Linked DNA regions of Homo sapiens: region 1 is linked to region 2. Evidence: read pairs that join two places in POLR2A ChIA-PET (ENCODE). Cell type or tissue: PC-9. All regions are shown on one strand.

The links. Peaks named below come from ENCODE experiments on the same cell type or tissue, not always from the same donor. Only the 100,000 strongest peaks of a DNase experiment are listed, where the experiment ranks them.
Region 1: POLR2A ChIA-PET joins it to region 2 with 6 read pairs; 2 of 35 experiments call an interaction of 5 or more read pairs at or near these places.

The regions. Positions count from the first base shown.
Region 1 is chr10:72,498,976-72,502,975 of GRCh38, reverse strand. All of the region lies in intron 6 of MICU1 (mitochondrial calcium uptake 1), which reads left to right. Among named protein-coding and RNA genes, the nearest start is that of MICU1, 130 kb to the left of the region's middle. In PC-9, no CTCF peak of the experiment used is centred here; no DNase peak of the experiment used is centred here.
Region 2 is chr10:72,663,848-72,667,847 of GRCh38, reverse strand. No RefSeq gene overlaps it. Among named protein-coding and RNA genes, the nearest start is that of MCU, 26 kb to the left of the region's middle. In PC-9, no CTCF peak of the experiment used is centred here; a DNase peak (open chromatin) is centred at 1,717; H3K27ac peaks cover 1,398 bases.

The DNA.
Region 1 (4,000 bases), 160 kb after region 2:
AGTGTTAAGCTGTAACTTCAGTGCTGCTTCTTTGTCTAAGGCTGAACTACGGAAAGGCTGGTCATAAACTCTCCTATAGATAGTGGGCAGTTCAAGCATCCTTGCAATCTGAGTTTTGCACACTGCATTGTCTACTTTATCTATTATAACAAGATGGGGAGAAATATGAGAAATGACATTGAGATCAGTTCTTTCCCATGTTCAGATTGCCGCTAGGATGACAGGAAATGAGGCACTCAGTGACTCTCCTTTCTTGTGGGTAACAAGGGATCATTACAGTCTAAATACACTAAATGGTTCCCAAGTCATCTGCGAGAGGGCACCCAATACCCTAGGGAAAATCTTTGCCAGGGAGTGGCTTGGGAATAGGGAAAGTACATTAGCATATGCATTCATCTGTTACTCTGATGGATAGCAGGGCCACAGAAAACCAGCTAGAACAGTGCAAAGGGCATCAGCCAGATGCTGTGGGACCGCCATATTTCTGAGGAGCTGTTTTCATTCAAAGTTAACGGAATAAGGCTGGGCGCGGTGGCTCACACCTGTAATCTCGGCACTTTGGGAGGCTGAGGTGGGTGGATAACTTGAGGTCAGGAGTTCGAGACCAGCCTGGCCAACATGGCGAAACCCCATCTCCACTAAAAAATACAAAAATTAGCCGGGCATGGTGGTACATACCTGTAGTCCCAGCTACTCAGGAGGCTGAGGCAGGAAAATTGCTTAAACCTGGGAAGCAGAGGTTGCAGTGAGCTGAGGTTGCGCCACTGCACTCCAGCCTGGAAGACAGAGCGAGACTGACTCAAAAAAAAAAAAAAAACAAAAAAAAAAACAGCAAAACAAAGTTAATGAACTCACAGGTGTTCAAGAAATCGCCATCATTTTGAAGAATATGAACACTGTGCTCTAATGGATTGAAACTTGAATCCTCAAAGTAGCTTATGAACTACTATGTGGTCTAAAATAAAAGTCAACAACTACATATAGGAAATCATGTGGGTTTTTTTCTTGACTTAAAAATAAAATTAAGAAAGCTGTTTTTCTAAAGAAAGCATGTTATGCAATATAATTTCTTCCATTAGAGTTAATTCTTCTTATTTAAACTTTTTGGAAGTTTGGTTTTTCTAAATAAGAGTTTCTAGGACACGTATCCAGAATAACAATCAATCTGGCAGAAATATCTCGTGCTTACAATAAGCAGTGGCATGAATTTCTTACTCTTCTCTGTATGTGATTCGGGTAATGGGCCTTCCTTGGCCAACCTACACGTTTAAACACCTTTTATTCCATTTCACTCATACAACACACATCTCCTAAACCTCTTTCTTTATTTTTTCTCCTTGGCACATATCACTATTTAACATTTCATATAATTTATTTTTTATACTGTTATTGTCCATTTTCCAATCTAGAATATAAGCTGCATGACTGATTATAAATTTGTAATGATATTCACTACAGACATATCTATATTAAGCATGGTGGCAAGGTAACAGAGCAAGAATATAACATATGTTGTTTTTTTCATTTTATTAAAAAAAAAAAACCTTTAGCAAACTTAAGACTCTACTTTGCTGTTGATATCCTAAATTTAGAATAGTCCTTGTAGCTGTTGATGTCTTCAGTCTGTACCCAGTACCAGTGAAATGAGGAAAATGTGTATTTTAATTAATCTATTCCCAAACAAGCTTGGTTTCTTATAATTCAGAATTCATATATTTGTATCCCCTCTTTACTCCTAACTCATACATTCTATTGCTTTAAACCTTATCTCTCTAATCAGCTTTGATGGATTAACTTGAAGAATTTTCAGCATGAGCCATAGCATCCATATTAAATAGAATATTAAGTATTTACTAGATAACTACTCATTAATAAAATGAATTCAGATTCATTCTAGGCAAGATGAAGAGACTGTTAATAATTATTATTAAATAATTTCCAAGGACTGCTGATTCTTAAAGTAAGTTAATAAGAATTGAGTGGGAATAAACAAGCATGGTTATTAGTAGCTTACTTCTCTGCACTAACCAACTGGAACATTAGCTGATGGTCTTAAATTTTATACACAGAAGTCAGAGATTTTTCTGCATAACTAGATATAGAGAAGGGTTATCAGAATTTCTTTGGAATGCTAAATATTATTTATTGACTTGGATCATTCTTACTAATGCTAAGATTCACTAGGTAATGGTAATATAACTTAGAATTTGGCCCTTGGCCATTGACAATTATGAAATATTATTGTGTGTTCTTTGTCTTCATATATGTTCAATCTAAAGTTATTAACCCTGTGGGCTAATAACATGAAAACAATTCTAGATAGCTTGATGGGGAGGCAATAATAAAACATTTATAATTGGGCACAGTGGCTCATGCTTGTAATCCCAGCACTTTGGGAGGCTGAGGCAGGAAGATCATTCGAGGTCAGGAGTTGGAGACCAGCCTGGCCAACATGGTGAAACCTTGTCTCTACTAAAAATACAAAAATTACCTGGGTATGGTGGTGAGTACCTGTAATCCCAGCTATTAGGGAGCTGAGAAACAAGAATCGCTTGAACCTGGGAGGCAGAGGTTAGTGATCCGGCAGTGAGCTGAGATCACGCCACTGCACCCTAGCCTGGGCAACAAAGCAAGACTGTCTCAAAAAAAAAAAAAAAAAAAAAAAAAAAAAAATATATATATATATATATATATATATATATATATATATATATGTATGTATGTATGTATATAATAGTTTATCATTAAGCAACTTCCTTACTTTTTACTATTAATCTTTGAAAAGCTACCAGAAAAATCAAAGCAAAAATGTTTGGTACCCAGGGCTTTAAAATTTGGAGGCAGACTTAATGAAAATCTGGCATAATTCATTATATTCTCATTTTGATTATCTCTTTAGATTTTAGAGAATCAGTGGAGAAATTGAATTAAGTGTTTTCACAGTAGCCAGATTTGATTTACTGAAAATTAAGCTACATCCTCATTATGATGCATCTTTCTCACAAATATACAAGCCTTTTGAGATATTACAATAGCATTCAAGTGAAGTTGTGTAATATCTTATTTCTCTTGCCATGCTGAAGTCAAGAGCAGATCACAAAGTGTATGTGACTTGGAAAGTGTGGTGCTGATCAGTGCCATTCCATCTAATGAAAATGTTATAAAAGTTTTAGATGAAAATAAGTTTTTCAGGTCGAGTGATGTATTGAAAAATATGGGCAAGGCCTAACAGATGAGATGTATCAACAGGTATAAAGCAGTTACAAATCCTTCTTACTGGGACATCAGAGTTGGGGAAGTTACACAGAAAATTTGGTTTAGCTATTATCTTCATAATTTCTATGTCTGGAAATTATCTGCCATTGCTAAATTGATGTTATGAAGAATAAGATTAAGAAGGTAAAAGGCTAATCTTTTTCAGTGTTATTTTAGCCTATGAGAGGTGCTTAGAATTTCTGAAATACTCATTTGCATATTGTAAGGCCAAAAGTATCACAATGTGTTATTTACCAATAACTTCCTTTTCTGGCATAACCTGTTTTTGTGGTTAATTCATTGGTTTTATGATAATGCAGCTTCTGTCAAAACATTAAAATAATGCTTTGAAATATATCAAGTTATTTATAGATGATGTTGAATTCATTCAAGCAAGAAAGAAGTGGCAGTTGTGTTTAATCTCTCAAATCTGCTTGTGACTATTCTAGAATATTAAAATATTTTTTAATCTGAAAAAGGAAATTTATCCTTTGGGAATAATTGCTTGTGATTTGTTCAAGGCTAAGCAGAGAACAGAGAGGGCAAAGAAGCAAATTGTGGCTTATAAGAAAAATAAGATCTAAATGTATTTTGACTGTATCTTGAGGGCGATTTTATAATTTTTTACCCTTGAGGTTCTCCTTATTAGCCTTTCATACTTGTATTTTATTTGAATCAGTCCAGCCTCATTGTTTTGAAAATAATAATATTCTTATAATGTAATAAAATTCTAATATTCATTTAA
Region 2 (4,000 bases):
TAACTCAGATAAAAGGTCAGCAGAAATGTTCAATTTGAAGTAGTTTCCTAGAATTCTATGGCAATGATTTAGAGTCTCATCCACAGTTGTTCCTAACAATGTCTTTACTCCTAACAAGTTTCTTTATTATGGGACAAAGTGTTAGCTCTCCTAAAATAACCAGGAAACAGGACAATAAAAACAGAGCTGTTGTTTGTAAATGGGAAGCATAAAGGGTGAGTGGCAACTCACAGAGAGCAGCTTCATGCTCCCTACATCTCTTTTTGAAAATGATTCTGTCAAAGGTATTTCATTATAGTAATGTAATGGTTTCTATTATAATTGGCTCCCATTTCTTTTTTTTGGATTACAGGCGTGAGCCAACATGCCAGGCAATTGGCTCCCATTTCAAAAGAAGCCTATCATGTTGGAAAAGAATGTCAAGAGTATCCAAAAGTTATTCATTTACATGTTCTTGTTTGTAATTTATAAAGTCTTTCAAGATATGATTTCATTTTACCATCTTGCTTTTATAACCTGTACTATAGTTTGAGTATTTTTCCCCTTAAAAACTCCTGTTGAAATTTAATCTTTGGGCCAGGCGTGGTGGCTCACGCCTGTAATCCCAGAACTTTAGGAGGTCAAGGTGGGTGGACCACCTGAGTTCGAGACCAGCCTGGCCAACGTGGTGAAACCCCTGTCTCTACTAAAAATACAAAAAATTAACTGGGCATGGTGGCGGGCGCCTGTAATCCCAGCTAATTGGGAGGCTGAGGCAGGAGAATCACTTGAACCCAGGAGGCAGAGGTTGCAGTGAGCTGAGATCGCACCATTGTACTCCAGCCTGGGCGACAAGAGAGAAACTCTGTCTCAAAAAAAAAAAAAAGGAATTTAATCTTCAATGTGGCAATATTGAGAGGTGGAGCCTTTTAGAGGGGAGTGGGCCATGAAAATTCTGCTCTCATGAATGGATTAATACATTCACATATTGATAAACTAATGAGTTAATGGATTAATGGGTTATCGGGGGATGCAACTGGTAGCTTTGAAGAAGAGGAGAGGAAACCTGAGCTAGCATTCTCAAGCCCTTGCCAATTTATGCTTGCACTGCCTATGGACTCTGTTAGAGAGTCCCCACCAGCAGGAAGGCTCTCACCAGATGTAACCCCTTGACTTTGGACTTCTCAGCCTCTATAACTACAAGAAGTAAATTCCTTTACTTTATAAAATACCCAATTTCAGGTATTCTGTTATAAGCAACAGAAAATGGACAACCTCCCTCTTACAGATAAAATGTCTATCTTCTGCTTTTGATTATTTTTCTTTAAACTAAATATTTATACATTTTCTTTTTTTTTTTTTTTTTTTTTTGAGACAGGGTCTCACTGTGTCACCCAGGCTGGAGTGCAGTGGTGTGATCTGGGCTCACTATAACCTCCACCTTCCGGGTTCAAGCTATTCTCATGCCTCAGCCTCCTAAGTAGCTGGAATTACAGATGCCCACCACCATGCCCAGCTAGTTTCTGTATTTTTAGTACAGATAGGGTTTCACCATGTTGGCCAGGCTGGTCTAAATTCCTGACCTCAAATGATCTGCCCCCCTCGACCTCCCAAAGTGCTGGAATTAAAGGTGTGAGCCACCACACCCAGCAATTTATACAATTTCTAGATGTCTGTTATTACTTCATTTCCTGTTGCTGAGCCTTGCTTTGTTATCTTAATAAAGCATAAATAATACCTCCAGTGGAACTGGGTTTACTCCTGTGACTGATCAACCCCACCCTCCTAATTAGAGATTTATTAGTCATTCAGAGAGTAGTACAGTCAGCATCAAAATATTGTGCCACAGGCATATATATAAACACTTTTTAAAATAAATCACTTTAGGAGGCCAAGGCGGGCGGATCATGAGGTTAGGAGTTCGAGACTAGCCTGGCCAACATGGTGAAACCCCATCTCTACTAAAAATACAAAAAATTAGCCAGGCATGGTGGCACACACCTGTAGTCCCAGCTACTCTGGAGGCAGAGGCAGAAGAATGGCTTGAACCTGGGAGGCGGAGGTTGCAGTGAGCCGAGATTGTGCCACTGTACTGTAGCCTGCGTGACACAGTGACACTCTGTCTCAAAAAAAAAAAATCTGAAAAAATAGCCAAGAAATTTACCAATCACGATGTCTACTCTTCATCTATATGAGATTAATACACTTAATATTTAGTAAGAAAGTCCTCATAGTTACAAAAGTACTATTTTCTATGTTTTCACCAGCTCACAAAAGTCTTCCTCCTCCTCTCCTACCCAACCAGTAACCTTCAAATGTTCAAATTATGCAAGGAAAATTTAGAATGAGGGGATTCTCAGGAGAAAGATTTATTGTTTTTCAGAAAACATTTAAGAGCTTTTAAGAGCTATCTGCAACAACAGGGATGGTTAAGTAATCTATAGTGAATATACCCAATGGAATACTATATAGTTTTTGTTTTATATTTTTTCTAGAATACTATATCGTTTTTTAAAATAATGACATAGGGTGGGTGTGGTGGCTCATACCTGTAATCCCAGCACTTTGGGAGGCCAAGGCGGGTGGATCACCTGAGGTCAGGAGTTTGAGACCAGCCTGGCCAATATGGTGAAACCCCGTCTCCCTACAAAAAATACAAAAATTAGCTGGGCGTGGTGGCACTCACATGTAATCTCAGCTACTTGGGAGGCTGAGGCCAGGGAATCACTTGAACCCAGGAGGCGGAGGTTGCAGTAAGCTCAGATTGCACCACTGCACTCTAGCCTGGGCGACAGAACAAGACTCCGTCTCAAAAAAAAAAAAAAAAAAAAAAAAAAGACATAAATCTATCTTCATTAATGTGAAAAGATATTTATGATACATAAACTGATAAAAGGAGGTTATAAAAACATGTTTTGTTGAACATAAGAAAAAAAAAGGCCAGGTGCAGTGGCTTACGTCTATAATCCCAGCACTTTGGGAGGCCGAGGCAGGTGGATCACAAGGTCAGGAGCTCAAGAATAGCCTGGCTAACATGGTGAAACCCCATCTCTACTCAAAACACAAAAATGAGCCAGGTATGGTGGCGTGTGCCTGTAATCCCAGCTGTTCGGGTGGCTGAGGGAGGAGAATGGCTTGAACAAGGGAGGTGGAGGTTGCGGTGAGCCGAGATCGTGCCACTGCACTCCAGCCTGGGTGATAGAGCGAGACTCCGTCTCAAAAAATAATAATAAAATAAAAATATAAAATAAAATAAGAAAAGAAAGATAGTGTCTTGGTGTTGAACTCAAAATAACTTTAATTTTCTTCATTTTAAAAAATTTTGATATTTTAACAATTAGCATTTTTTATTTTCATAGACAAAACAAAAAATATATTCCTACTTTTAAAAAGGAATAAATATGAGTTGTTTGGTGATGAGAAAACAGTCTCTCTCTCTCTTTCTCTCCCTCCTTCCCTCTCTACCTTTCAATTCTTCTTGCTTCTGATTGGCTTGCTACTACATACAGGTTCTAACCCTAAGGTGGGAAAGATGGCTGCCCCCAGCTCCAGACTCCAAAGTATACCCACAATTAACTCCAGCAGATAGAGATGATCTTCTTTATTAGCTGTAGCAGAAAAGTCACAGGGCAGCTTGACTTGCATCAGGAACCAACAATGTGGTGGGAAGTGAGTGGGGGTAGCTAAGGAATGTAATTTTCTGATGGGATAAGTCTTGGTCACAAGATATCTCCTATAGCCAGGGAGGAGAGGGAGTGAGTCCACACTGAGTTCATTCCCAGTAGGACAGACTAGTTTTGTCATCTTGAAGGAAAGAGGAAGGGTTGCTGAAAAGACTGAAATAATAGATATATATTACAATATTTATTCTAGACTCATATTAATAATAAATTTTAAAAGGAATTTCACACTGGGTTTTTCAGTGTTTGGGAAGTGGAAGGCACTATTCAATATCAAAACCCAATACTTATTCATTCAATAAATATTCATCGATTATCTATTATGTGCCCAGTAGCCTATA